3 separate regions of the Homo sapiens genome follow, and all the other regions are linked to region 3. Evidence: read pairs that join two places in POLR2A ChIA-PET (ENCODE). Cell type or tissue: GM12878. All regions are shown on one strand. Links, peaks and the distances in the headings refer to the core of each region. The heading gives the core; the rest is flanking DNA.

The links. Peaks named below come from ENCODE experiments on the same cell type or tissue, not always from the same donor. Only the 100,000 strongest peaks of a DNase experiment are listed, where the experiment ranks them.
Region 1: POLR2A ChIA-PET joins it to region 3 with 5 read pairs; 3 of 35 experiments call an interaction of 5 or more read pairs at or near these places.
Region 2: POLR2A ChIA-PET joins it to region 3 with 5 read pairs; 2 of 35 experiments call an interaction of 5 or more read pairs at or near these places.

What each region holds. Positions count from the first base shown.
Region 1 is chr12:32,612,608-32,622,859 of GRCh38, forward strand. FGD4 (FYVE, RhoGEF and PH domain containing 4) reads left to right here. Exons shown (of 17, transcript NM_001370298.3): 11 at 7,091-7,263. Among named protein-coding and RNA genes, the nearest start is that of DNM1L, 62 kb to the right of the region's middle. In GM12878, for the core only: no CTCF peak of the experiment used is centred there; a DNase peak (open chromatin) is centred at 5,163.
Region 2 is chr12:33,036,227-33,046,478 of GRCh38, forward strand. No RefSeq gene overlaps it. Among named protein-coding and RNA genes, the nearest start is that of PKP2, 140 kb to the left of the region's middle. In GM12878, for the core only: no CTCF peak of the experiment used is centred there; no DNase peak of the experiment used is centred there.
Region 3 is chr12:32,517,681-32,527,932 of GRCh38, forward strand. All of the region lies in intron 1 of FGD4 (FYVE, RhoGEF and PH domain containing 4), which reads left to right. Among named protein-coding and RNA genes, the nearest start is that of FGD4, 120 kb to the left of the region's middle. RefSeq lists an enhancer at 5,708-6,208. In GM12878, for the core only: no CTCF peak of the experiment used is centred there; DNase peaks (open chromatin) are centred at 5,351 and 5,461.

The DNA.
Region 1 (10,252 bases), core at 2,432-7,431, 95 kb after region 3:
TTTTCTCTTTCATTTCATTCTCAGGTAATTGGGTACCATTTCCTGGATATTTTGTTGGTGTATCATTTCCTGACATCAATTCTCTTCCTAATCCTCTGTAGTCACTATTTTTAATCTTTCTAGGCTAAAAATATATATAAGCCTGGTTGTAAGTCTTGTGTCTAAAATATCTATGGGAAAAGTACATGAGTTCTCTACACAGTTCTTTCTCACTGCAGTCAGTCCTTGACCCTTTCCTTCACTTCCTGGAAATGACAGTCTGGGGCTTATCTCAAATATAAGAGCACTTCCTGGGGCATCCAGACAATTTTTTTTTCTTTGGATTCTGTCCACCTGACCTTTACTCTTTGTTATCCTAATGAATTTCAATTCCTTTCTATATCTAATAAGATGATAATAAGAATCATAATAATATGCATTGACAAAGAATAAGCTAACATTGAATAATAGCTTAATAAACGTTAGCTTTCATTCTAATTGTTATTAAAGAGAAACAGACACATGGGTGAAAAGGCTGCCTGGTGACTGGCATACAGTACGTTCTTAGGATGTTATTCATGTCTGACTTTTCTGCTCTGAGGCAGTCATCTCACCCACCATAGCATGAGTTGTCATGGGGGCTTAGAGGCTTCTGTGTCTGTTTCCAGTCTCCATTGAAAGGAAAACTTAGGAACTAATTGTCATGCAGAGGGGTGTTCAGTACAAGGGGTCTTGAAAAAGTTCATGGAAAATGCATGTTATGAAAAAACTATGCGTAGATTTCAAAGCTTTTTTTGCAACAAAATAAACCCATAGTAACTTGTTATAACATGTCTGAACAGTATCTGGTTTGGGGCACTAAGAAGGATAAGACATCAGTTTGAGGCCAGGCACAGTGGCTCATACCTCTAATACCAGCACTTTGGGAAGTTGAGACAGGAAGATGGCTTGAGCTTAGGAGTTCAAGACCAACCTGGGTAACATACAGAGACCTCCCTGTCTCTACAAAAAATTTAAAAATTAGCTGGGCATGGTAGCTTGCACCTGTACTCCTAGCTACTTGAGAGGAGGAGGATCCTAGCTACTGAGGCAGGAGGATCTCTTGAGCCAAAGAGTTCCAAGGCTGCACTGAGGTATGACCATGCCACCCAGCCTGGGTGACAGAGTGAGACCCTGTCTCAGAAAAATAAATAAATAAAAAATAAAGACATCAGGTTGAAAAGAGCCCCTATCAAAGCAACATGAATTCTGTTAAAATTGAAGCAAGAACAAACATCAAACTTACGGTGAAGTTTGGATGCAAAAATGATAAAATCATTGACACTTCATGAAAAGTTAATGGAGACAATGCCGCAAAGAAATCAGCAGTTTACAAATGGGTAACTAATTTTAAGAAGGGACAAGACATTGTTGAAGATGAAACCTGCAGCAGCAGACCATCCACATCCTTTTGCTAGGAAAAAGTTCATCTTTTTCCTGCCCTAATTGAAGAGGACTGACAATGAACAGCAGAAGCAGTAGCCAATACCACAGACATCTCATTGGGGTTCATCTTGCACAAGTCTGACCGAAAAATTAAAGTTAAGCAACTTTCCACTCAATGGGTACCAAAAATGTTGCACCCAGATCAGCTGCAGACAAGAGCAGAACTTTTGGTGGAAATCTTAAATAAGTGGCATCAAGCTTCTAAAGCATTTCTACAATAAATTGTAACAGGAGATGAAACATGGCTTTCCCAGTACGATCCTGAAGACAAAACACAATCAGAGCAATGGTTACCAACAGGTAGAAGTGGTCCAGTCAAAGCAAAAGAGGTCCAGTCAAGAGCAAAGGTCATGGCAGGGGTTTTTTGGGATGCTCAAGGCAATATGCCTGCTGACTTTCTCGAGGGCCAAAGAACAATAACATCTGCTTATTATGAGATGACTTGGAGAAAACTAGCAAAAGATTTTAGCAGAAAAACACCCAGGAAAGCTTCTCCAAAGAGTCCTTCTAAACCATGACAATGTTCTTGCTCATTATTCTCATCAAACAAGGGCAATTTTTCGAGAGTTTTGACAGAGAATCATTAAGCGTACACCTTACAGTCCTCTGACTTCTTTTTGTTTCCTAATCTTAAAGAATCTATAAAGGACACCCATTTTCTTCAGTTAATAGTGTAAAAACTACTGCATTGCCATGGTAAAATTCTCAAGACCCTCAGTTCTTTAGGATGGATTAAATGGCTGCTATCATTGATTACAAAATTGAACTTGGTAGAGCTTAGGTTGAAATAAATTTTTTCTTTTAATTCCATTTTTCCACAAACTTTTAAAAGTCTTTTTGTGTCAGTCATGTTTTTAAAAGAATTTGGTTGCTATATGACCCACTAGTTCTACTCCAAGTTTTTATAACTCAAGAAAATTGAAAACATGTGTCTGCACAAAAACTTGCACATCTTTGTCCATAACAGCATTATTCATAATAGCCAAAAAATTTGAGACAACCTAAATGTCCATTAACTGAATAGGTAAACAAAATGTGGTATGTTCATGCAATGAAATAGTATATGTCGAGAAAAAGGAATAAAAACTTATATATGCTACATGGATTAACCTTAAAATGTTGTGTCAAGTGAAAGATGCCAGTTACAACAGACCATATACAGTATGGTTCTATTTATATGAAATGTCCAGAAAAAGCAAATGCATAGAGAGAGGATGTAATTGGTGGTTCCCTAAGACTAGCAAGGAATGGAAAATGGATATGAGGTTTCCTTTTAGAGACATAAAATGTTCTGGAATTGGTGATAGTTGCACAATTTACAACTATCCTAAAAACCATGATTTGTACATTTTAAAAGAGTAAATTTTATGGTATGTGAATATCTTCATAATTTAAAAATGTGTATTTTTACCAGATTAACTATAAAAGTTCTCATTTGTGCTAAACACAAGTACTTCTTTCACGGGTAATATAGATAGCTAAATAGAAAACAAGGATGTGTCATGTTAGGGTTCAGAGTCTTCTTCAGAGGTCTATTATAAAAGATCACATGACTGCCATCGGAAGGGCAGATCGGGGTGGGGTGGGGGTGTGGCATATGAAGCGGGAGAGCAGTGGGGAAGCACCAGCGTCAGGAGGCAGAGGAGCAAGCAGAAAACGTGGGCAAGAGCCTTTATTGTGGTTTCTGCAGGAAGGAATGGGCAAGACAGAGCACCAGGATTAGGATTGGCTAGTTGGAATAATTTCTTTAGGGGTTAGGGGCTGTTGTCCTGGCCCTGAGGTGATTGGGGCAGGAGAATAGTGTCCCAGAGAGTAAGTGTTTAATACAGGGGGTGACTGCGGGTGTGAGTTCTGACTTGGTTGGTTTCCACATGAAAGGCGTGTTACTCTCTCTAGGAATCGGGTAATCCTGGGAGGGGCAGTCCTGTCAGTGTCAACAAGGCCTTAAGATGCCTAAAATCAAAAATACTTAATAAAAAGACGTGCTTAATACATCATTCTAGGCAACATAACCAGGAGCCAATGTCTTTCCTCTGTCTTTGCCTTTCAGTTGCTAGGATCATTTTCCTTTCTCCTCTTCCTCATTAATGTGACAGCCTCTGCAGTTAAACTCTGAGCTCTGGGTCTAACCAATTGCCTCGGCCTAATTTTCACTTCTGGGAGTTGTTTTGGAAAGAGGTTTCTGTTGAATATCTTGAGGCAGAGCTGAATTAAACAGCTCTTTGGAGTCCAGGTGGCAAAGAACCTTGGGGAAAGTGGCAGTCAGTGACTGAGGAAAAGACCCCTCCTGTTCCAGTTACTTTAAGCCATCAAACATATGCCGTTGCCTCCCAGGAGAATGAGGTCACATGGCAGGAATTTTAGGAGAGCCACATTTATTCTTTGAAGACCATCTTAGAAACATTTCCAGTGTCATGTTGGTTCTTTTCATCCACCCTCTCCAGTGCTGTGCTTGTCACAGAATCTTGCCTTGCCAGTGCACATTTATTCCCATGGAACCTCTTGTTCTTTTACTTGTAGAAACTTCAGAAGCACCATTTTTATTTTCTTTTCTCTCTAGAAAGGTAATGAGGGCTAGTTTTCTGTTTCCTACACTTGAGATAATACATTTGTCTGGAAAACCAAACTGTATTTAGAATCTGCTATCTGCTTTTAAATGATCTTCATGTGTTTGCATATTTTCATGCCTCCATACCATACTTTTTCATTGTTTTTTATGTTAATGTAGGATGCTGTTTAATGTAAGCCATTTCATGTTGCTATCACAGAACACCTGAGACTGGCTAATTTATAAAGAACAGGGGTTTATTTTCTGCAGTTCTGGAGGCTGGGAAGTCCAAGATTGCGGGGCTGGCATCTGGTGAGGGCCTTCTTACTGCATCATAACATGCAGAAGGCAGGCATCACATGGTGAGAGAGAGAGAGAGAGCAAGAAATCCACCTCATGGCCTCAAGCCCTTTTATAATCAGCATTAATCCATTCCTGGATTAATTCATAGATTATTGGGGTCTTCATGACCCAAACACTTACCATTAAGCCCCATCTCCCAACACTTCTGCATTAGGGATTAAGTTTCCAACACACGCTTTTTACACATTCAAACCATGGCAGCTACTCTTGAAATAAACTGTCTGACATCCAAAAGTTAAAAAATAAAATAAAATCACCAAATTATCCCACAAAACAACCAAGACTTTTTATTCTTGGCTCTTTGGAGTTTTCTGTTCCTTATTTCCTTGGAATTTGATAGATGCAGATAATTTTTCCCTTATTTAATCTTTGAACACAGAACGAGCACTAGAAATTTTCTCCACCAGTATCCTATTACCTTTGAAAACAAACATTAATGAAATTGTCACTGGTGAGAAAACAAATTGAATTATTTCAGTCAAATATATTTTTAGAGGCTTGAAATAAATACTTGAACAGTAGAGATCAAGAAAGACCCTCCCTGTGTTTTTAATAATATTGAGGCTTGTAGTTTTTAATCACAACCTAGGACTTCTAGAAATTGCCTCGCTAGTCTGAGATTGCTTCACCAATCACTACTTCTAAGCTATGGGCATGAAATAAAAGGGAATCTCCTACCCTGAAAGGGAAAGTCAATGTTCTTCATGCCATAGTTGCTATAACTTCTTTTTTCAGTATCTGGGGAAACCCAAAGAGAAGTAATTATTTGTGAAAGGTGGTGGTGGCTTTTGCTACAGGAACAAGGTTCATGGAGGGAACAGGGCTAGCTACTTGGTTTCTTCCTATATATGACATAATCTTCTTTGTAAGCAATGTTTTCTATCGTGCGGGAGCTCCCACCTTCACCTATGCGAAGAGGAAAAGGATATTTATTGACTAGCATCATATTGTGATCAGAACTATTTTAAGATTCATATAGGATTTTTGACAGTTTAGAATGTGAAGTCCCATTTAGGGAGAATATAATAGAGGGGATGTAGTCCTGAAAGCATGAAAGGGAAGGAGAAACATACACATTTATAAGATAATCTGTCATGTGAGCGTAACTACAAATGGCAAATGCTAAGAACCTTCATATTCATGGACTTATTTCTATAAAACAGCATGAGTGCTGAACTTATAAAGCCAACTTGAGGACAAGTATCGGATAACTCACAAATTTTATGCCATACCATTACATTTGTCACTCAGTTTGCAGGAACAATTTGGTTATTGTTGGTGGCTGGAATGTGTGACCTCTGTCCCTTGTGCTGGTGGCTCTGTAGCTCCTGCAACATTCACAGCTTCAACCAAATATCCTCCTGAGAAGTCCTTGATAGAAGAGGGAAAGAAGTGTTAACAGGAAAAACTTAGCAAGCAAGCTGTGGCCTTAATCAGACGATGATATGGATGGTGATTAAAAACCTTTTGGAGCTTTTTTTCACGTGTTCTAATGAGATTTGAACTAATAAATAGGCTATTTTTTAAAAGCTTAACATTAAACAGTCTGGTTTAAAAAAAAAATTGCTGACCAGATGCTATGTCTCACACTATAATCCCAGCACTTCGGGAGGCTGAGGTGAGAGTATTATTTGAGACCAGGAGTTAAAGACCAGGCTGGGCAACATAGCTAGACCCTGTATCTACAAAAAAAATTTTTTAATTGAGGCCGGGCATGGTGGTTCACGCCTGTAATCCCAGGACTTTGGGAGGCCAAGGCAGGAGGATTGCTTGAGTTCAGGAGTTCAAGACCAGCCTGGGCAACATAGCAAGACCTCATCTCTACTAAGAAAAACTAGCTGGGTATGGTGGTGTGTTTCTATAGTCCCACCTACTCAGAAGGCTGAGGCAGAAGGATGACTTGAACCCAGAAGTTAAAGACTGCAGTGAGTCCTGTAGCCTGGGTGATAGAGTGAGACCCTCTCTCAGATATAATCATAATTGCTAAATATTACTGTCTTCTAACACCTTGTTTTAGACTTGCCCTCTAAGATACATCAATGAGAAATTCTTGTGTTTAAGAACTTACAAAGTTAAGAAATTAAGCTCCTGGTATATCAAAGGTCCTTAGTAATTTGTTGTGAATTTATTGAACTAATTTACTTAGTGCAGTAGTACAAAATTATTAATTTACATAAATATCAATAAAATATGTATAAGCCATGAATGGGAAATATATTTTTCAAAATGTAGGAATATGATTTTTTATACAAGCATAAACCTCAGTGTTTTAGTAAATAATTTTTCTCATGCAGGAAGTACTGTGTTGTCTAGAAATTACTTAGAATTTTTGTCTAGGGCTACCTTTAAAATTGATCTGTTTCCAGCCGGGTGCGGTGGCTCACACCTGTAATCCCAGCACTTTGGGAGGCTGAGGCGGGCGGATCACGAGGTCAGGAGATCGAGACCATCCTGGCTAACACAGTGAAACCCTGTCTCTACTAAAAATACAAAAAAAAAATTAGCCGGACGTGGTGGCGGGTGCCTGTAGTCCCAGCTACCCGGGAGGCTGAGGCAGGAGAATGGCGTGAACCCGGGAGGCAGAGCTTACAATGAGCCAAGGTCACACTATTACACTCCAGCCTGGGCAACAGAGTGAGACTCTGTCTCAAAAAAAAACCTGATCAGTTTCCCCTATTTCTTTTCTTTACTGATATATGTTCTCGTTCCTTGCAGTTCAACAACATGTTGCTGTACTGTGTGCCCAAATTCAGCTTGGTAGGCTCTAAATTCACAGTTCGAACCAGGGTTGGCATTGATGGAATGAAAATTGTAGAGACTCAAAATGAAGAATATCCACATACTTTCCAGGTGTCTGGGAAAGAGAGAACACTGGAACTGCAGGCCAGGTAAGGGAACCATTTCTATCACACTGCTTTCCAAAATCAGGCAACAGAATGAATCATTAAAATAGAATGGCTCTGAGGGTTTTTCTCAAGTGAATGCTGCATATCTCTGGAACTCTGGTTGGATGTAAATGCAGAGCTGTAGGTTCTTGAAAAGCAGGAGTCATGTCTCCCCTCTCTTGATTCCTCCATAGTGCCTAGGACAGTGGTTTGTAGACAATAAGCATTCAGTAAATTGATTAACTCTTCAGAAATACAGGGTACTCAGAGGATGAAATTATTGCCATCAAGTCTTGACTTACAGTAAAAGGTTCTCTCCTAATCCTATGTTCACTCCTCCTTTTGGTCCACAAATGTTTATTGATGCTTATTATTCCATGCTAATCTCTGAGTCTTTCAGATACTCTACATTTTAGGGCCTTAGGGGCAATCAAATGAAAAGAAATGTTCATAAGAGGCAAGGTGGTAAGGGTAAAACTACCGCCACCATAGTTGCAGGATACATGAAGGGAGCCATTAGGGGCTCAGGTGGCCTCTGGCAACCAGGACTTCTAGAAGGTATGGCTCTTCTTATATTTTTATTTATTGATTGGGAGAGAAAGGTTTGGAGTTCTGGCTAACATTCCCCTAGCCATAACCATTTTTTTTCTTTCTTTTTTTTTTTTTTTTTTTTTTTGAGATGGAGTTTCGCTCTCATTGGCCAGACTGGAGGGCAATGGTGCAGTCTCGGCTCACTGCAGCCTCTGCCTCCCAGGTTCAAGCTATTCTCCTGGCTCAGCCTCCTGAGTAGCTGGGATTACAGGCGCCTGCCACCACACCTGGCTAATTTTTTTTTTTTTTTTTTTTTTGAGACGGAGTCTCGCTCTGTCTCCCAGGCTGGAGTGCAGTGCCCTGATCTCGGCTCACTGCAAGCTCCGCCTCCCGGGTTCACGCCATTCTCCTACCTCAGCCTCCCGAGCTAATTTTTGTATTTTTAATAGAGACAGGGTTTCACCATGTTGACCAGGCTGGTCTCGAACTCCTGACCTCAGGTGATCTGCCCGCCTCAGCCTCTCAAAGTGCTGGGATTACAGGCATGAGCCACCACACCCGGCCCATAACCATTTTTAAAGGATAAAAATCCATGAGAACGACTGCAGTTGATCATAGCTACCTCACGCATGAACCCCTGGAATACAGAGTGCTGTCAGGTTTTGAAATACCTGCTTTAGAAAACAGTCATCCAAGCTGGGCTTGGTGGCTCACACCTGTAATCCCAACACTTTGGGAGGCTGAGGTAGGAGGATCACTTGAGATTAGGAGTTCTAGACCAGCCTGGCCAACATGGCAAAACCCCCGTCTTTGCTAAAACTACAAAAATTAGCCAGGCATGATCCTGTTCCTGCACTCCAGCCTGGGCAACAGAGCGAGACTCTGTCTCAAAAAATAATAACAATAATAATAATAAGTCATCCATTTATTGTTCTAATGCATGGCCTGGTAAAAATTTGGATGCTTCAGGAGGTCACAGAGCAGAGGGTGAAGAACCAATCCTAGCTGTAGTGGTGTCAATATCCCAGAATCCACGGAGACTCAGAATGTTTTTCTGCTCCTTTCCATCATTAGCTTATGTTTCTGGCTGCTCAGGTGAATTTACCCTGGATATTCATACTTAGTAACTGCCTAAAAGCTGAAATTTCAGATTTTAAAAAGAGAAATCATTTTAACAGGAATCTGTGCCCAGGGAGTCCAAGAATTGGTGAATTTACAGTTTTGGAATGTGGGCAGGCTGGGAAAGTTTGAAGAAACAGCCAGTTATTTGCTTTTCCACAGAGAATATATACTGAACTTCCTTTTCCTTAGGGAGCAGGTAGCATTTGAAACTTGCCTTTGAGTGTCATTGTTTCCCTACCTCATGGTGGGTTTGGGCCCTAGCCCCTCAAACCCAAGGGCAGAATATATGATGCTCTGCTGAAGGCTCTTGACTGAGTCCTCACTCAGTGGTTGATTTACTGAGCTACTGGCCCTGGCAACAGGGAACACTTTTTTTTTTTTTTTGGAGACAGAGTCTCACTCTGTTGCCCAGGCTGGAGTGCAATGGCATGATCTTGGCCCACTGCAACCTCCATACCCTGGGTTCAAGCGATTTTTGTGCCTCAGCCTCCCGAGTAGCTGGGACTATAGGTGCCTGCCACCAAGCCCGACTAACTTTTGTATTTTTAGTGTAGATGGGGTTTCGCCATTTTGGCCAGGCTAGTCTTGAACTGACCTCAGGTGATCCACCCGCCTTGGCCTTCCAAAGTGCTGGGATTACAGGCATGAGCCACTGCGTCCAGCCTCATCAGTAGTTCTGATCATCATAGTTTTCATTGCAGAAAGAATGAAGGCGTTGCTAACTCTGAAACTTCAGCACACTTCCATCTGCAAACCCAAGACACGTGTCTAACTACAGGGTAGATATTTCTCAGGTTTCTTAGTTTGCCTGAATGGATACTTTCAGTCCTCCTTTAGCCAGTTGGGCTATTTTCTCATCAAGATGGGGCTAATTGGTGAGGAATTTTCTTAAGTACAGGCAATCATCACTTTATAACATATCCAACACGGTACTGGATACCTCCCAATTCTTGTTGGAAATATGGTTATTCTGTCTAAAATTTCTTATTTACCTAATCTTATTGCTCTAGTTATATTTATGCTTATATGGTGATATTGAAGATCTGAATTAAGTGATTACTTTTGGTATGATCTATCATGCTCTTTTTTGAGGCAGAGTTTTGCTCTTGTTACCCAGGCTGGAGTGCAATAGCACGATCTTGGCTCACTGCAACCTCCTCCTCCCAGGTTCAAGCAATTCTCCTGCCTCAGCTTCCCAGAGTAGCTGGGATTATGGGCACATGCTGCCACACCCAGCTAATTTTTTATTTTTAATAGAGACGGGGTTTCACCATGTTGTCCAGGCTGGTCTCAAACTCCTGACCTCAGGTGATCCACCCACCTCGGCCTCCCAAAGTGC
Region 2 (10,252 bases), core at 2,008-7,007, 520 kb after region 3:
AGAGGATCTTGCTAAAATCAAAAATAAAGACAAATGCTTTATAACTTTAATATATGATAATCTGCTAAATACCAAAGTTGTAAGCTTTTAAAGAATAATCTATATTTTCCATACTCCAATTGAAGTTATTAAAAATGAATTCTATATTTAACATTATATTAAACATTTCTATTATTTAACATTTAAATTAAACAAAGTGTCAAACACGTTAGAAGTTTTGGGTTGCAGTGCTTTTTTCATGTTACCCTTTATATCATGAAGAACATGATTCTCACAGATTTTGACTGTTGAAGAGCTGGAAGAAATGAATTGGAGGAGATAAAACATATTGCAAAGTACACTGAGTCCCATCTTCTTGCAAATCATCTAATTAAATCATGCAAATCTAAGTTCTAGTCATATTATTATAGCTCTTTCACAGAAAAAGAAAAAGACACAGGAATTAAGGAACTTGCTTATGTTCACATAACTAATAGGAACTGGGATTGAGATTCAAACCCATTGACATTCCAAAGTCAATGTTCTTTATGCTGCACTACATGACCTTATAATTTAATGTGTGTCTATTCTTTTACAATGTTTGGGGTGCATTTCCATCTCAGGAGAAAATTTCTGACAATGTATTGAGTGGGGAACTGATGACCAGAGTTAGGTTGTTATCATCAGCAACATGAAAGAATAAATACATGGATTCTTTAGGTATGTGTTAGGAAATTAGATTCATGATGGTAGCATGGGTCGCTCCCTGTCCCACTCTCTCTTTGTCTCTTGCCATTTCAATGGAGTAATCACCCAAGTTTTCTATTTGTGTTCTTTAAAAAGGAACAGCAATTATTATTTCATTTTCCTCTCTTTACTTGTAATATATTCAGAGAATTGGAAAGGAGTGTAATCAGTCCTGAAGTGGTTAACTTGACTCTTAGAAATCAACAGAAGTTGACAGAATTAGTGTTTTAACCTTCTTGTTTAGGGTTTTCTTTTTCGAAGGTCTGCAAATCCCATTTCTCAAAATCTTTTATATAATTGTTTGTGATAGACAGCCTGCTGTTCCATGCCTCTCTCAGTCTAGATTCAATAGAGAATGATATAAAAGTAACAAATGACAAAATCATTGTTTTACAAGAAGAAACATGACATTAAAACCCAGAATAACAAATAACTTCAATATAGTTGAAATATTCCAGAGAGGTTAAAAGCTTTCAATGAATTCTATTAAAACTGAGAAGAAAAGAAAATAATTAAAAAATAATTATTAATGTCTACAAAACCCCTTAACAAATATTCACTGACATATTATGCTAGTTTCTCTTAGTGTAAAATATGGGTTTGAAAAATGTGTTACTTCAAGTCTACAAATATTCTTTTGTAAAAGTAAAGATGGCTTTTTTTGGGGGGTGGGGTGCAGTTTATGGAAAAATAAGCTCAGAAATTGATTCTAAGCATCTTGCAATTGCAAATATGAAGGCAAAGTCTCATTCTGGCACTGAGGTTGTATTGTCAATAGCTGATACAAATATTTTCTAGTTATTTTTCATTTTCAGAATTTTTATGAAAATTATCTAATAATCAAATATCTTTGAAGCATCAACATTTATTTATTTTGCTTGTTTTACTGAAAATCTCTTAGAACTGTATTTCTGTTTCTTTAGTATATAGGAAAGCCCTAGCTCAATTTTTGTTTTTGGTTTTTGCAACTCAGGTTTATTATTACAAAAGTCAGTTGTTGCATCACATGGAAATGCAGTAATACAACCAGGTGCTCCAACAACCCATTTGCCTGACTTCTATGCTTTGAGTGTATTAATATTTTGAGGATATTATTTAAAGATTTTCCATTGCCCTTTTCCCCCATTCTTAGATCTTCAACTTTGCTTTTTTGCTATTGTCAGTATAGCTGATTCCAGTAATTCAGTGGAAGTCCTTTTTGTCTAATATTAGGCAAGATGGTTGATTATTAATTAAAAATTGTTAAAATAGGCCTTGTAAAAATGTTATATACATACAATATATATTTTATTTTAACCTAAAATATATAAACATTTCTGTTGGCCACTGTTTTCATAGAGGCCCATGGCTTATTCCTTGCATATGGGTTCACTGATAGGAATGCTAAACTTTCCTACATAAATCGGACACATAATGCATTATTTGACATCTCAAATATCATTGGCCAGGTATGAAATGAATTAAACTTGTTATAATTGTGTTTAAAATAAGAATTAGTGGATCATAAGTAAAGCAGCATATCATCAAGCAATACTGATTAATATTTAAGTTCCAAAATCTGTAGTCATTTTCTATTGTTACTGTAGCAATTTGCCACAAACCTAGTGGCTTAAAACAACACGTATTTATTATCATATGGTTTTATAGGTCAGAAGTCCAACACACATCTCACTGAGCCTAAATCAGGAGGTCAGCAGGGTGGCATTCCTTTCTTGAGGATCTAGGAGAGAATCTGTTTCCCGATTTTTTTGCAGCTTCTAGAGGCTGCCCATGTTCTGTGGCTCATGCCTTCCTTTCTCCATCTCCAAAGCCAATAATGTTGCATCTCTCTGACCATTTTTTCCATAGTCACATCACCCTTTTTTCATAGCTGGGAGAGGTTTTCCACTCTTAAAGACCCATGTGACTAGATTGGACCCTTCCCTGCCTCCACTTTATCCAGAATAATCTCCTCATCCCAAGGTCTTTTACTTAATAATATTTGCAATCTCTTTTGCCATGTAAGGTAACAGATTCACAGGTTGAAGGAATTAAGATATAGACACCTTTGGGAGGGGGTATTATTCCTCTTACCACAGTTTGCCCTATGTGTCCCAAATTCATATCAATCCCACATAGAAAATAGTTTCACTCCATCCCAAGGTCCCACAAATTCTCAATTATTGCATCAATTCATGGTATAAAATCTCATTATCTTAAAAGTCCAAAGTCATTATTTAAGTCATCTAAATTTAGTATGCGTGAAGCCATTGGTATAATCCATCCTGGAGTACAATTTCCCTCCATCTGTGTACCTGTAACACTCAAGAAACAAGTTATCTGCTCCAAAAATACAATGGTGAGATAAGTACAGGATAACAGTTATAAACATTTCAGTTAGAAGACAGCTGCATATCCTATTATCCTTTTATTTTATTCTTCCCTTGCCTTCTCAGTAGTTTTCTAGCTTCTCTTTACTGCCAAATTCTAAGACACTTCCACATTTTTAGGTATTTGTTAGAGCAGTACCCCACCAAATCTTATTCAACCCTTCACTACAACCCAGCTTAGGCAACCTATACTTTTTATTAACCATATGTTAGTTTTGCCTATTCTAGAACATCATGCAAATGAATTCATACAGTGTATACTCTGTTGGGCTTCTTTTACTTAGAATAATGTTTTGGATTTTTTTTCATGTTCTTAGTGTCAGTAGGCAATTTCTTTATATGCTGAGCAGTTTTCTGTTGTGTAAACACACCACAATGTGTTTTTGTATTGTGTTGTTGAACATTTGGATTGTTTTCAGTTTTTGGTTGAATAAGTTGATAGGAACATTCTTTTCTTTGCTTTTATTTCTATGGGGTAAATACATAATAATGAAAATGCTGTGCCATAGTGTAGATGTATGTTTAGCTTTTAAGACGTTGCTTGTATCATTTTAAACTTCTGCAATGGTATGGTATAAGAAGTATGGTTGCTCTATTGGGATGGTCAACCTGCTTGGTTTTATCTTTTTTGGTATATGGGTATAGTAACACCTCATTGTGGTTTTAATATGCTTTGAATTGATGACTAACGATGTTGAGCAACTTTTTATTTCCCTTCTTCCCCCAAACTACTTTTAAGACTTCCTCATTATTACTGGTTTTTACAAATTTGTTTAGGTTGTACCTTGACACAGTTTTCTTTGTGCTCATCTTACTTGGGGTACTTTGTGTTTCTTTGTTCTGTGGACTGAAAATTTTTTGACAAGTCTGGAAAATTTTCAGTCAATTTTTCTTTACCTATTTTATTGCTCTTCTTTCAGTGGAGCTTCACTTATACATATTTTAGACCATTTGATAGTGCCCCATAAATCTTGAGACTCTTTCCTTTTTCCTTTTTGGCCTTATTTTCTCTCTTTAGTTTGTATATTTTCAATTGCTTTGTCTTTAAGTTCACTAATCTTTTCTTCTGCAGTACTTGCAGAAGAATATATATATATATAATTTTATTTATTATTATTTTTTATTTTAGACTGAGTCTCACTCTATAACTCAGGCTGGAGTGCAGTGGCATGATCTTGGCTCACTGCAACCTCTGCCTCCCAGGTTCAAGCAATTCTCATGCCTCAGCCTCCTCAGTAGCTGGGATTACAGGTGCCCACCACCACACCTGGCTAATTTTTGTATTTTTAGTAGAAACAGTTTCCTCTTGTTGGCCAGGCTGGTCTCAAACTCCTGACCTCAAGTGATCTGCCTGCTTTGGCCTCCCAACAGGCTGGGATTACAGGCATGAGCCACCGTGCCTGGTGCCTGGCCAAAAATTTTAATATATTCTAATATCTGTTTAAACATGTTTTGTCTATCACCTTTATTATTTGTGTATTTCTTATTTATATTAATTGATTTTTCTCCTGGTTTTGGCTTACCTTTTTATGTTTCACTTATCTGGTTCTCGAGTGTTTAGATTTTGTATCTATTCTTTAAAAGGTCTTTGTTATGGCAATAGTTACATTTTGAAGAACAGCTTGATTCCTTTGGGCTTCCCCCACCCCACTGAGTTTTGTTAGTAAACATCTAGAGTTACTTTTACTCTAGGGTTAGGTTAACCCTGCTTCTAAGTTGTGGTCTTTCTAAAGTCTCTACTGAATGCCTCAGTGTTCAATGAGGTTTCTTCTTCTGGCTGGATGGAATTTAATATCTCCCAGTCCTGGGTAAGCTTTGGTAGTTCCCTAATATTTGTTTTTTCCCTAGTAGCTGTTCTTAGCCACATATATCTTATTATTAACTAATGTGAAGCTTATTAGTCAGCTAGAGATTTCTAGAATTCTCTCTTTCATGGCTTTTCCCTTTCAGGTATTCTGCTCTTCAAATTCTACCTACCTTGCATCTCAGAAGTCTGCACTTTGTCTCTTCAACCTAGTGACACCTCCATAGTCCATGTTCCCTCTTTCTGTGCAGCAGTCTTGAAAGCGACTTCAGGCAAAAAGTTCAGTAATTGTATAGCTTACTTCATTTGTTTCCTCTTAGAATTCGAACCTATGCTGCCTGTTGTTCAATATATGAAAGCAGTTTTTTCATATATTCAGTCCAGTATTATTATTTTATATAACAAGAGGGTTAATTAGTGCCAGTTTCTCTGGTATCTGGGTTGGAACCCATGATGAATTTTTGAAAGCATATGTCAAACTGTTACTAGGAACTTTTGTTTTTGTTGTTTTTGGAAACCTAGATTAACTTAGAGTCTAAATAATTTTTTCATAAGTCTTCACTAAAGGTATTAAAATGAAAATTGCCATTAAGTTAATTACTGCACAATTTATTAGGGTGGTGCAAAAGTAATTGCGGTTTTTGCTATTACTTTTCATGGCAAAAACCGCAATTACTTTTGCCCCAACCTAATACAAATGATGCAAGATAATCTTTCTTTATATTCATTATCTTGATGACATCTAGATTCCCCATTTAATTGGAGATATAAAAAAATTGGCAGGGTTCAGAGACACGCCACTCAAATGCTTAAGAGATTATATTAAATGACTTCCTTGACATATATATGAAGAAAGATAAATGAAACTGAGCTTACTTAGCTCTCAGAAGAAAGAATTTAGGAACAGCATAGTTACCAGAATCATAAATATCATGATATAGAGGCTATGACCACTTATTCTTGAACTCCACTAAGCCGATAAATATATTTAAAGCATAAAGGGAAGATTTGCATAATGTACAAAGCTAAATGTCCTCCAAAAGTTTGCTAATTGGCTGTAATTTGGGGGGATGTTGTGAAATATTTCCCTGCCTGAGAGATGAACAAACAGCATGGCTTTCTCACTGCAAGGTAACTGAGACATTGAGATTAGCGGTAAGTTAAATAAACGACCCAGGTTCCTTTCAGGCCTCTCATTCTAACAGTATTAAGGAGACTTTTCTTCTGCTTCCTGACAACTCCTGTCTAGATTTTATGAAAATTGCTTGTCTTTTTTTTCCTTTTATTAGATGCTTTTTTGATATTCCTTTTCGGTTGCCTGGTGTCTTTCAAAACAGTAAAACCAGAGTTTTTGGCCTTCCTGATTTATTTTTTTCTAAATGGGAAAGTTCTTACAAAAATATACACCAGCATCTATATTTGCATGCAAAATCAAATATTTCTGGGGTTCATTGCAGTAGAGTCCAGGACAAACTGTCTCCATAATTTCTCAGGAAAAATTTTTGCTTGAAAGAAAAATGATAAATTGATATGAATTATTTTTCAAATATAAAAACAATTTTCCAACATCTGCCAAATAGATTCCTTTAACTTTTTAATTTTCAGACATCTGTTTATGAAAAACAAACATATTAAGAATGTGACTTTCTTTCAGTACTCCTTTTGAACATTATTTATCTCTTTAAATTTTCTTAAGATATTTGAAAATTATATTGGCACAAAATATATTTTTTCCTCCCATAGGAATAGAGCTCAGTAGTTGTTTTTCAGCCAGAGGGCATGGTAATGTTTTTGACAATTATTCTAAGGAAAGGATCAAGTTCAAATCCTTAGAGGATGTGTTAAAGCAGTATTGGATTTACAGGGAAGAGGCTTTTATTCAGGACAAAGAATACAATCTTTGATTTATGACTATCTTTTTCTGTTTAGTATTTGTTCCATATTGTTACATCTTCTATAAACATGCCTATTGGGTACTCTTTTACATAATATAAATGATCGTGAAACTCCATGTCCCCTCAAATATCTCCTTAATTAATTACTATAACAATATAATCTTCCTATTTAACTCAATCATTAAAATTTGGAGGAAGGTGAGGAAAACAGGTAGAATGGCTTTTAGAATGCATCCATACACTTTGGAAGAGGAGGTATTTGGCAGGGATCAGGAGGCAGAGGTAAATGCCTTCATTAGTCGTCTCCTGCAGATTACTTTACTGGATTAGCTAATTGTTACTTAGCAAGTTATCTGTAGAAATTGAGCTTGAATGGTAATATATATTTTTGAGGCAGGTTTATTTTGGGAAAATTTGTAACATAAAAAAGTACCTGTGATAGTGCTTCTTATGTGCCTGCAGATGTTAGTGGGAAGTGTGATTGAATCTGGGCAGGACTAGCAGGAGGAGGCGAGAGGACCCTAAAATGGCATTTGATTGTCAGGGCTGATTTGACAAATCTAACATCTGGTTGACAGTAGTAACACCTTCCAGTTTTACCACTTTGTGCCCGTCTCTTCTGATTTTATGAATTCAGTTGTAAAAGAGAACATTCTCAAACAGAAGGCAGAATGTTAATTATTATTACTATTTCAAGAGTATAGAGTATACCTAGATAAGTCTTTTCTGCTAGTGCTGCTAAAATAATGGCCCTTGGCACATGGTAGGCATGCAGGAGATATGTATGGAAGTCTATGACAGCAATTGATGTGTTGGTGCAGATGAATCTCTAAGGACTAGAGTATTGAAAACAAACTCAATTGATGTTGATAAAAGTAGTTTTTCCATATTATTCTTAGTTGACAATTATAAGGATCAGGATCAGGACCTAGATGAGGCATATTTTGGATAACTACTCTAATGGAAGCACGAATAAGACGTCCTGTTTGAATGTCTGTTATAGAACTTATGACATACTGTCATGTATTAGAGTTATTTAAAAGCTAGACTATGAGTGGCCGGAAGGCAGAAATGCTGTTTTATCAATCATTGCATTTGCAAAGTTCTTGCTCTAGTGCTTTATTAGAGGGAGTTCAATCAATGCTTTCTAAATTCAATTGAATACAACAGCAGGCCCCAACCTTTTTGGCACTAGGGACTGGTTTAGAGGAAGATGATTTTTCCACGGATGGGGGATGGGGGTTGGGGGGATGCTTTTGGGGTGAAACTGTTCCACCTCAGATCATCAGGCATTAGAGTCTCATAAGGAGCATGCAGCCTAGATCCCTCATATGTGCAGTTCACAATAGGGTTCACACTCCTATGAGAATCTAATGCCTCTGCTGATCTGACAGGAGGCGGAGCTCAGGTGGTGATGCTGGCTTGACTGCTGCTTACCTCCTGCTGTGTGGCCCGGTTCTTAACAGGCCACCGACCAGTACTGGTCCATGGCCTGGGGGTTGGGGACCCCTGGAATACATTATGCTGTCTCCTGACCTCTAGCTTCAAATAATTTGTTAAGTGAAATAATGGCATTTGATACATCCTATTGCAATATACTCCAATTCTAACAACAAAAGGATTACTCATGGGATGAGTGGATTAGTGACTGAATGGATAGCATAGCGATTCATTCATTTTTTAACCTCAAAGGTACAATAAATTAGTCTCAGAAGAACTTCTTTTAAAAAGGCAAAATGAAACAAAACAAACAAAAAGCTCTGTTTTATTCCCTAGTGAACATAAAAATGCATGTAATTCTCTGGTACATGAAGAAAAAAGGTTCCTCCTTTTAATATAAAGTAAGGCAATAAATGAACTTTATATATTGTATTCTGAAACTTTAAAAAAGATTAAAAAATTTAAAGTCTCCCTCCTCTATCTCATTAGCCTTTCAAAAGGGGGATAAAGAATCTTGCTAGTCGTCTCAAAACCAAAACATATTCTGACTTTATAATAGATTTTTAGAGACCTATGAAAAGGAAAAGCATAATACAAAAAATGGGATTTTATTTACATCTTGAGTGAAACATCCTGATATATAAGTGATATATTTCATGAACAATGAATAGTATATCCCCAAAAATCATGTTTCAAGTCTTTGAGCAATTATCCAATGTATAGAGATGAAAATTAGACCTATATTATAGGTCTATGTTAAAATGTAAACTTGACAAAATAGTATTTGTTTCCTTTTTTATATTAAATAGCTGAAAATCTATAACCTATGAAATTTGTTCACTTACAATATAGCAGAATGGAGTGTTGATTTACCTGTTTCTTTCAACCTAATTTTTATCTGTACATTCTTAAGTACTTTGGTAATAACTATTTTGTATTTTTAGGTTCTCCTCAATGAAGAGAGAGCTCATATTATTTTGTTTTCTCATCCCCTGAACAATATTAGATCCACATTTAAATTCCACAGAGGTCTTTACTTATTGGGTCTGTGGTCCTGGACAAATTATTTGACTTTTTTCAGCTTCAGTTTCATCATCTGTAACATGAACATATTTACTTTGTAGTGTAACTATATGGATCAAATAATATAATATTGAAAATTCTTAGAGCATAGAAACGTAATGATTCTTAAATGTTAGAGTTCTTCAAATTCTATATGTTATCTACTTAAACATTTTTATTATTTTTCTACATAATTTGGCTCAACCAGTTGAAAAACAGAGGCAAATGAGCAGGGTCTACTTTTCTCTTTGAGAAGCACATCGTTATATTTGAAAGGAATGATTTGGACAGCCTTTCAATGAAATTCTTAGGTAGAGCATATTCCCTCAAGAGGCACAAAACTCAATTGAGAAACCATCAGATAAGAACACTGAAAATGGAAGTCAGCCTGCAAATTTGCTTCCTGCTACTCTCACTTCTTACTGTTCACCACCTTCCCTTTTCCCACAGCTCCTTTCCCACCCTTGAATTAAGAAAAAGGCATATTTCTTCAACATAGAATTTTTCACAAAAATAGGCAGAAAGGGATTGAAGTTCATTGTAAATAGGGAGGAAGGTAGAAATTATTTTTCAGAGGTTGGTGGGTAAGTTAAACACCAAACCAACTCTTCAGTATTAGGCTGATATTAGAAAAGAGATGGCATGAATAAAGAAATCCTCAAATATTTCATTTTGTCTTACTTAAGCATTTGCATTACAGTCTTTACCAGTAATTTTCCCTAGATTTGTGGGAAAAAAATCTATCTCTTCTTGAACATCTTAATGGAATGACTGGCTTCATGAGTGGTGGCGATTGAAAGGAATGAATCTGACTATCACCTTACCCTCTTCTGATGTCCGAGTCATATGCTCACCTCTTATCCAACAAAGAAATAATAATAATGATAGCAAATACACATACAGCACTTACTATGTACAAGGCACTGTTCAAAGTGCTTTCCTTATATTGTTATTTC
Region 3 (10,252 bases), core at 2,759-7,758:
CCAGGAGTTTGAGACCAGTCTGGGCAACAAGGTGAAACCCTGTCTCTACAAAAAAATTAGCTTGGCATGGTGGCATGTGCCTGTAGTCCCAGCTATTTGGGAGGCTAAGGTGGGAGGATTGCTTGAGCCTGAAAGGTTGAGGCTGCAGTGAGCCGAGACCATGCTGCTGCACTCCATCCTGGGTGACAGAGTGAGACCCTGTCTCAAAAAAAAAAAGTTTTGGAAGAATTCAACTTGAAATCATTTTGGAGATTCCCTCCCACCCAACCCCCAATATCGTTAGTATTTTTTTGCATGTAACATTTACTGTTTATTCTGCCTACTTTCTGCCATCATCATAGTTTTAACATTGGTGCTATAGCATATTTATGTCAGCTTTATGACTTACTAAGTTTTAGGACTAACTTCAGGATTGACGTGTGTAGACAACATGTACAAGATTCTTGTGAAAGACTATCTGTCTAGGAACATGACTACTGCCTACATTCTAGGAGATGCCTTCTATGGAGCAGTGTTCTATGAAGGGTGGTGTGCCCTACAGGGTGCAAAAGATGAACACTTGGAGAGCAGGAAGCAGGTACTAGACCTTGGAGTTCAAGACCAGCCTGACCAACACGGAGAAACCCCGTCTCTACTAAAAATACAAAATTAGCCGATACTGGTGGCACATGCCGGTAATCACAGCTACTTGGGAGGCTGAGGCAGGACAATCGCTTGAACCCGGTAGTCGGAGGTTGTGGTGAGCCAACATAGCGCCATTTCACTCCAGTCTGGGCAACAAGAGTGAAACTCCATCTCAAAAAACAACAACAAAAAACCAGCCCTGGCATTCCTAATATTTTTGTCCTTTTTCTAGCATTTTTTTCCATCTATGTGTCAGATACATCTATCTATATGGTATATGTATGGAATTCTGAGGAGAGAACAGAGACTGGACAATGCAAGCTCACTTGTCTGTTTTTGTGTCCATGGCATTTTAAGCATGGCTGGTTAAGTGGACTGAGATGATGTTATTTTAGATAGTGGAATTCTGGCAATACTTGGTAATAAGTGACCACAAACATCATAAGCTATTTAATGGCACGATATTTAAACAAGTTGTGAGACTAAAGATACTACATCTTTTTCTTTACAAAAGAAAAAAAAAACAAGGGCCAGGCACGGCAGCTCACGCCTGTAATCCCAGCACATTGGGAGGCCGAGGCAGGCAGATCACCTGATGTTGGGAGGTCGACACCAGCCTGACCAACATGGAGAAACTCTGTCTCTACTAAAAATACAAAAATTAGCCGGGTGTGGTGGCACATGCCCGTAATCCCAGCTACTCGGGAGGCTGAGGCAGGAGAATCGCTTGAACCAGGGAGGCAGAGGTTGCAGTGAGCCCAAGATCATGCCATTGCATTCCAGCCTGGGCAACAAAAGCAAAACTCCGTCTCAGGAAAAAAAAAAAAAAAAAAAAAAAGCCTCCCCACCGCCGCCCCCACCATGTGCCCATTTGCTAACCTTTCATGTGAAGACAAGTGTCTGTCAGTAAATATTTAGCAGGTTCTTACTTAGCAGATATATTTGGAAAACACAGTCTGTCCCTTTGAGGTACAGGTGACATTTGAATGAGTTAGAAAGTAACTGCAATCAGGAGCAGCAGAAAAGTACACTATAGACAGAGCATTTTTGAAATGATTGTTTGGAAATGTTCCATTATTGTGTAATTTTATCACTACAATGGATGTATCTTTTATTTTTAAAATCTTATTTTTTAAAAAACTTATTTCTGCAAGTACACTCAAACTTACATACAGATCTTTTTAACTGTCTTTTAAAATCTTCGGCCAGGTGCACTGGCTCACACATGTAACTCCCAGCACTTTGGGAGGCTGAGTCAGGAGGATCACTTGAGGCCAGGAGTTTGAGACCAGCCTGGGCAACACAGCAAGACCTTGCCTCTGCTTAAAAATAAAATAAAATAAAAAAATAAAGCTGGGCACGGTGGCTCACTCTTGTAATCCGAGCACTTTGGGAGGCCAAGGCAGGCAGATCACTTGAGGTCAGGAGTTCGAGACCAGCCTAGCCAAGATGGTGAAACCCCGTTTCTACTAAAAAAGAAAAAAATACAAAAAGTAGCTGGGCGTGGTGGTGTGCACTTGTAGTCCCATCTACTTGGGAGGCTGAAGCAGGAGAATCACTTGAACCCAGGAGGCAGAGGCTACAGTGAGCTGAGATCATGCCACTGCACTCCAGTCTGGGTGACAGAGCAAGACTCCATCTCAAAATAAAATAAAATAAAAAATCTTTGAATAGTTTTAGTATGTTTTAGAGTAAGTTTTGAAAAATAATGTAATATCTTCTGAGATATTACTATAGATGGAAATTTGCCAGAATAATTTTGAGAAAAACCTTTGTATAACTGGTAGATGGTATTTAAAAATAGGTATTGTGACTTAGTAAGTGCATCCAGTGATAGACTTCTTCCCTTTAGGACGATGAATCTCTCTTCATGGCAGTCATTGAAACTAAGTATGGAAGTAAACTGAGATAGATTTACTCTTCCAAATTGCTGTATTGTGAAATATTTTACAATTTCTTTTTAAATAAACGAATACAAGAGCTTTAAAGAGATTTTAAATGTTTTTGAGTTTTAGCATTTACCTTAAAAGATTTTTTAAAAACAAGCAGATTCAGTCACATTGTTCTCTTAACAATAGTATTTTTACCTCTACCTTGCCCTATTTTAAGTTCTATTGTGGGTTTTTTTGTTTTTTGTTTTTTTTTTTTAGAGATGGAGTCTCGCTCTGTCGCCCAGGCTGGAGTGCAGTGGTGCAATCTTGGCTCACTGCAAGCTCTGCTTCCCGGTTTCACGCCATTCTCCTCCCTCAGCCTCCTGAGTAGCTGGGATGACAGGTGCCCACCACCACGCCTGGCTAATTTTTTTGTATTTTTAGTAGAGATAGGGTTTCACCGTGTTAGCCAGGATGGTCTCGATCTCCTGACCTCGTGATCCACCCGCCTCGGCCTCCCAAAGTGCTGGGATTACAGGCATGAGCCACCGCGCCTGGCCTATTTTTGTGTTTTAAAGTGTGTATCTTAATACAGGAATGCTTGTATCTAACTCTTACCTACATTGTGTGCGAATATGCATACTAGGGGATGCATGCCCAGGATTTATTCTGATAGGGATGTGCCCTCAAGAAGTTTAGAGATAAAGTATTCTAGAAAGCCTTCTCTTACCCTCCGCTCTGTACCTCCAGCAGTCACAGAGCCTCAGCCAAACTTGTCAATTACTATTTTACTTGTTTGCTCTCCCTTTGGTTCCTCGAGAAGGAACTATTTAATGAGACTGTATAAAGTGTTTGAAAACAATGTGCATGGGAGCCATAATAATGAACAGGACAGACAGGGTCCCTGTCCTCTAGAAAAAAGGACATTGCAGGCTGGGCGCGGTGGTTCACACCTGTAATCCCAGCACTTTGGGAGTCCGAGGCGGGTGGATCACGAGGTCAGGAGATCGAGACCATCCTGGCCAACGTGGCAAAACCCTGTCTCTACTAAAAATACAAAAATTAGCTGGCATGCCTCTAATTCCAGCTACTCGGGAGGCTGAGGCAGGAGAATTGCTTGAACCAGGGAATCGGAGGTTACAGTGAGCCAAGATCGCACCACTGCACTCCAGCCTGGCGACGGCGAGACTCCGTCTCAAAAAAAAAAAAAAAAAAGGACATTGCATGAATATTTAATTACGTTTGTGAAGAAATGTTCAAAGGAAACAACCCACAGGGAATAATTAGACTTAGTCATATGTAGAGACCTTAACGTCACAGGAACTGAAAAAGCTGGTGTGGCTGAACTGATGGGCAGGACTTTATAAAAAACATTCCCAAGTCCCTAACAATGTGTCCTGTATACTATATTGAGTCCCATATGGGGCTCAGTAATTCTTTGTAAATAAACAAATACAACATCTTTAGAAGGGATTTTAAATGTTTTTGAGTTTTAGCATTTACTTTAAAAAATATTGTTTTCTAGTTTGCCATAGGTTACTCTAATTTCTGCTGTTTTAAACTCGAATCCTTACCCATTTGTGGCAAATAACATTTGCCTCTGCTATCCTGTGCAGAGGATGAAGATAAGCCATACTCCATGAACAGTGAACTGTTTACTAATACGAGATTATTTAAGTTCCACTACTGATGAACTGTTGTGTCTTAAAGGCTATATAGGTATTTTATAATCCTTAGCATAGTACCGAAGACCTGTTTGTTTCAACATGATTACTAAAGTTGACAATATATAGATTGCCAAAATAATAATTAGAAAATTCCAAGCAAATAAATTTATAATTTATTTAGTACCCATTTAAACGTGCATATGATGGAAATGAGCTGTTTTTTAAAAAATTAGTTCCCTTTTTATCTTTGACCTTATTTCCTACCACAAATTCAGTAACTTACAAAGATATTTAAAAGCTGACTAAATTTGCATCTACTAATATTCTTTTTTCTTTGGAATATTATTACTGTAATATACTTCTGAGATTGTATTAAAAAAGAAACTGCATGTGTAAGATTATCATTATCTGTTGTGGGTGGGGGTGGATACGTAGAGTGGATGATTTGCAAAAGACAGGAAGATCCTCGTTATATTTAGGGTATCTTTTCTTTCCACATTCTGAATTTGGCCTTTAAGAATATTCGGGCCAACACAAAAGGCCCAAGTTGCTGCTGTTACCCCAGCAAGCTGTGCGTTAGGGTCTTGGGGGAAGGAAGATGATAATTAGAAGAAATTTGGATCAGGCAGCTCATCAAAAAATAGAGAAATGAAAGCCTTCCTTCTTCTCTCTCAAGTTAGTAGCAAGTAACTGACTGTACTTTATCCTTTGTGTGACCTGGCAGGGGCAGAACTAACGTTTTATTTTCTTGAAGTCTCAGAGGAGCCTTTTCTGGAAGCTGCATGGTTATTTCAAAGTTGGAAAAAATAATAGGTTCCTGTGGAAATTTATGAAAACATTTTTTCTTGACTTCCTTCTCAAAACCTTGGGTGATTGATAGAGGGAGCATGGTTTAGGAACCATATTTTGAAAGCAAAGTGGCAAGAGATGAGGGGTAGAGCCTTCAGGCCTTCTGTGAAATTGAGATTGCGTTCTAAGTGCAGTATGCAGCCACTGAGGCTTTTGGCAGGCACTGATGAACACTTCTGTAAACCACAGTGTTTGCAAGTCTGCCACCAATTTCCTTGCTACAAAGCCTGAAATAATATCCTTTCCCTCCTTTTGATGCCTAATGAAATCCTACTTATCCTTCAACATAAAGTTCAATCTTCCCTTCTTCAGTGAAGGAGGTAGCTATCTGGACATTTAGGAAGGAGAGCATGAACTGAAAAGGGAACTTGGTACTGGAATCTTCTGCATAGTGGAGTAGCTGTAAACCCCCTCCCGGGTCTGTTCCCCAGAGCAGAGAGTGAAAAAAGAGAACAGAGAGGAATAGTACAAGCAGTGGAGTATCTATCATAGAGTTGACTAAGCATGAGCATACAAGCTGGGAAGAAGCAAGGAGAGGCTGCTGAGGTTGGGGAGCATAAATTTATGGCAGAGAATGTTTGCAGTTTTTGAAAGTGTGGTAAAATGTGCATGACATTTACTATTTTGAATATTTTTAAGTGTGTGGTTCTGTGGCATTAAATACATTTATATTGTAGTACAGCCACCACCACCATCCATCTTTAGAATTTTTTCATCCTTCCCAACTGAAACTCTGTACTCATTAATGTAGTAGTTTTAAGCTAGCAATACATGACAACCTCAGAACTAGAACTGTATATGGGTGGACCGAGGACTGTCATGGTAGGTATGGATGAAAGAGATGGGGTTAAAGGACTCTAAAATGCTACACAACGCATTTACTGTTTGCAGGTGGATGAAGCTAAGGGACTGACACGGAGGGATGGAGCAGAGAAGAGAAATAAACTTTTATCTGCTTGCATTTAAGTGAATGATTTACATTCAGAAAATACATAGCTCTGGGCCGGGTGCGGTGGCTCACGCCTGCAATCCCAACACTTTGGGAGGCCGAGGCGGGCAGATCATGAGGTCAGGAGATCGAGACCATCCTGGCTAACACGGTGAAACCCCGACTCTGCTAAAAATACAAAAACAAAATTAGCCGGGCGTTGTGGCAGGCACCTGTAGTCCCAGCTGTTCTGGAGGCTGAGGCAGGAGAATGGCGTGAACCCGGGAGGCGGAGCTTGCAGTGAGCTGAGATCCTGCCACTGCACTCCAGCCTGGGCGACAGAGCAAGACTCTGTCTCAAAAAAGAGAAAATACATAGTTCTTCCGGTTTGAATAGCCACTTGGCACTGATCTACTGGAATCCAAAGAAATTAATAGTAAAGATAATAATAGTTATAATTAAACACCATGTTTGTGCTTAGAAGTAAGATAAATTGGCCGGGTGCGGTGGCTCATGCCTGTAATCCCAGCACTTTGGGAGGCCGAGGCGGGCGAATCACGAGGTCAGGAGATCGAGACCATCCTGGCTAACACGGTGAAACCCCGTCTCTACTAAAAATACAAAAAATTAGTCGGGCGTGGTGGCGTCAGTCCGTAGTCCCAGCTACTCGGGAGGCTGAGGCAGGAGAATTGCTTGAACCCCGGAGGAGGAGGGTGCAGTGAGCCGAGATCGCGCCATTGCACTCCAGCCTGGGCGACAGAGGGAGACTCTGTCTCAAAAAAAAAAAAAAAAAAAAAGATAAATTACCTGGAATTAGTATAAAAGCAAGATTTGATAAGAAACATAACAAATTTGGAGAAAATATTTGTGATATGAACTCCTTTAAAGACAGCTATAATTCAAATAAAAAAAAAAAACAGAAAAAAATATGTGGCAGGCTCACGCCTGCAATCCCAGCACTTTGGGGGGCCAAGATGGGAGGACCGCTTGAGCCTAGGAGTTTGAGATCATCCTTGACAACACAGGGAGACTCTGACTCTACAAAAAAATGAAAAATTATCTGGGCATGGTGACATGTGCCTGTAGTCTCAGCTACTTAAGAGGCTGAGGTGGGAGGATTGCTTGAGCATGGGAGGTCAAGGCTGCAGTGAGCTGTGATCACACCACTGCGATCCACCTGGGTGACAGAGTGAGACACTGTTTCAAAAAAAAAAAAAATGAGCACAGAGATTACAGAAGCTTTTTAAAAATGACTAATAAACATTTATAAACATAGAAATTGTTGATTAGGAAAATACAAAATTTAAACAATGAGGTGCTGTTGTTCAGTATGAAATATCTTATGCATATACTAAGTTGTGTGTTTATGTATATGTCTCTAAAGATTGTTTAAAGAACAAGAGCAAAACAGACTTCAAGAATTAGGATGTTACCAATACATTTGAAGCCCCTGTGTTCTTCTTTCTTTTTCTACTCCCTATGCCTCCCCACCAGAGGTATCTGCCATCCTGAAATTGTTGTCTAGTGTACCTTTGCTTTTCTCCCTCTCCAGAATGAGGGTTTTGTGACCCAACAATCAGATTAGAGTCCTGGCTTGGGCAGGTGCAAGGAGGGCAAAGAGAGAGATTATTTTCTGAGGTGTAAAGTGCCCCAGCCTCATAACAAGGCTGTGAGAGTTATGAACCAGAACTGTGGACAAAAATCATAACATCACACCACATATGGCTATGTGTCCATAACAACATTTTGGAATGTTTTAAAAGTATATACTATATGTAACTGGAATTGTACTTTATTCTGTGTACTTTATTCATTCCACATTGTTTGTGAGAATGGCCTATGTTGATGTGTAGCTGTAGTTCATTTGCTTTTGAGAGGTGACAGCGTGCTGGCAGTCCTCAGAGCCCTCGCTTGCTCTCAGCACCTCCCCTGCCTGGGCTCCCACTTTGGTGGCATTTGAGGATCCCTTCAGTCCCCCACTGCACTGTGGGAGCCCCTTTCTGGGCTGGCCAAGGCCGGAGCCCACTCCCTCAGCTTGCAGGGAGGTGTGGAGGGAGAGGCACGAGCGGGAACCGGGGCTGCGTGTGGCGCTTGTGGGCCAGCTGGAGTTCCAGGTGGGCGTGGGCTTGGTGGGCCCCGCACTCGGAGCAGCCAGCCAGCCCTGCTGGCCCCAGGCAATGGGGGACTTAGCACCCGGGCCAGTGGCTGCAGAGGGTGTACTGAGTCCCCCAGCACTGCTGGCCCACCGGTGCTGCGCTCGATTTCTCACCGGGCCTTAGCTGCCTTCCCACGGGGCAGGGCTCGGGACCTACAGCCCGCCATGCCTGAGCCTCCCACCCACTCCATGGGCTCCTGTGCGGCCCGAGCCTCCGACGAGCACCACCCCCTGCTCCACGGCGCCCAGTCCCATCGACCACGCAAGGGCTGAGGAATGCGAGCGCAGGGGGCAGGACTGGCAGGCAGCTCCACCTGCAGCCCCGGTGCGGGATCCACTAGGTGAAGCCAGCTGGGCTCCTGAGTCTGGTGGGGACATGGAGAGTCTTTATATCTAGCTCAGGGATTGTAAATACACCAATCAGCACCCTGTGTTTAGCTCAAGGTTTGTGAGCGCACCAGTCGACACTCTGTATCTAGCTGCTCTGGTGAGGACGTGGAGAACCTTTATGTCTAGCTCAAGGATTGTAAATACACCAATCGGCACTCTGTATCTAGCTCAAGGTTTGTAAACACACCAATCAGCACCCTGAGTTTAGCTCAAGGTTTGTGAATGCACCAATCGACACTCTGTATCTAGCTGCTCTAGTGGGGCCTTGGAGAACCTGGGTGTGGAAACTCTGTATCTAACTAATCTGATGGGGATGTGGAGAACCTTTGTATCTAGCTCAGGGATTGTAAACGCACCAATCAGCGCCCTGACGAAACAGGCCACTCGGTCCTACCAATCAGCAGGATGTGGGTGGGGCCAGATAAGAGAATAAAAGCAGGCTGCCCGAGCCAGCATTGGCAACCTGCTCAGGTCCCCTTCCACACTGTGGGAGCTTTGTTCTTTCGCTATTTGCGATAAATCTTGCTGCTGCTCACTCTTTGGGTCCATGCTGCTTTTATGAGCTGTAACACTCACCGCGAAGATCTGCAGCTTCACTCCTGAGCCCAGCAAGACCACGAGCCCACTGGGAGGAACGAACAACTCCAGATGCCCCGCCTTAAAAGCTGTAACACTCACCGCAAGGGTCCGTGGCTTCATTCTTGAAGTCAGTGAGACCAAGAACCCACCAATTCCGAACACATTTTAACTCAGATATAGTATTACGTCGCATGAATATACTTTAAATTTACTTATCCATATTCTCCCAGCTAACAGTAAAGATTTTAAAAATTAATAATCTAGTATAGATTAATGGTAAAGGGCAGAGAGGATATATATTGATATGTTTTGGAAGGTAAAGTTTTCGGTAAGTTACCAAAATTTGAAATTCATATACCATTGAGCTGTGAAGTCCATATCTGGTAGTCTATCCAAAAGAATACTTGTGCAGATATGGAGAAATTTACTAGGATGCTCTTTTAAAAAATAATAAAATTATGTTTGTTAATTAAGTGAATTATGATAGAGTTAAACTGTGGGATATTACGCAGTGTTTAATGTCAGGCTGATCTAAACATACACGTCGAAGGGTGTCTATCAGGGAGCCTAGCCTGTGGAATGCTGACAGAAGCAGTGAGTGAGGATGGTGAGCTCCCTTTGCAGTCCTGCCCTCACTTGACCAGGGGCACCACACACATCCAGAATCGGTTTCTTCCCAGAGCCTGGCCAGACTTTTTTTTTTTGAGACAGAGTCTCACTTTGTTGTCCAGGCTGGAGCGCAGTGGTGCGATCTCAGCTCACTGCAACCTCTGCCTCCTGGGTTCAAGTGATTCCCCTGTTTCAGCCTCCCGAGTAGCTGGGACTATAGGCACGTGCCACCATGCCCAGCTAATTTTTGTATTTTTAGTAGAGATGGGGTTTCACCATGTTGGCCAGGATGGTCTCGATCTCCTGACCCTGTGATCCACCCGCCTCGTCCTCCCAAAGTGCTGGGATTAACAGGTGTGAGCCACTGCGCCCAGCCTATCTTAGTATTTTAATGTAGTAAGTCAACCACGGTGAGAGGAAATGCTGAAAGAGAAAGTATTACCAACTGAAATCCTTATAGATAAGATCAGAGAGATTGTAAATTGGGGTTTAGGGATCAATTTCCTAATTTAGATTAGTATAATGTTTTTATTCTCTAGTATTATATATTTTTTGGTGGAAGAGAATCAAGGGAAGATGA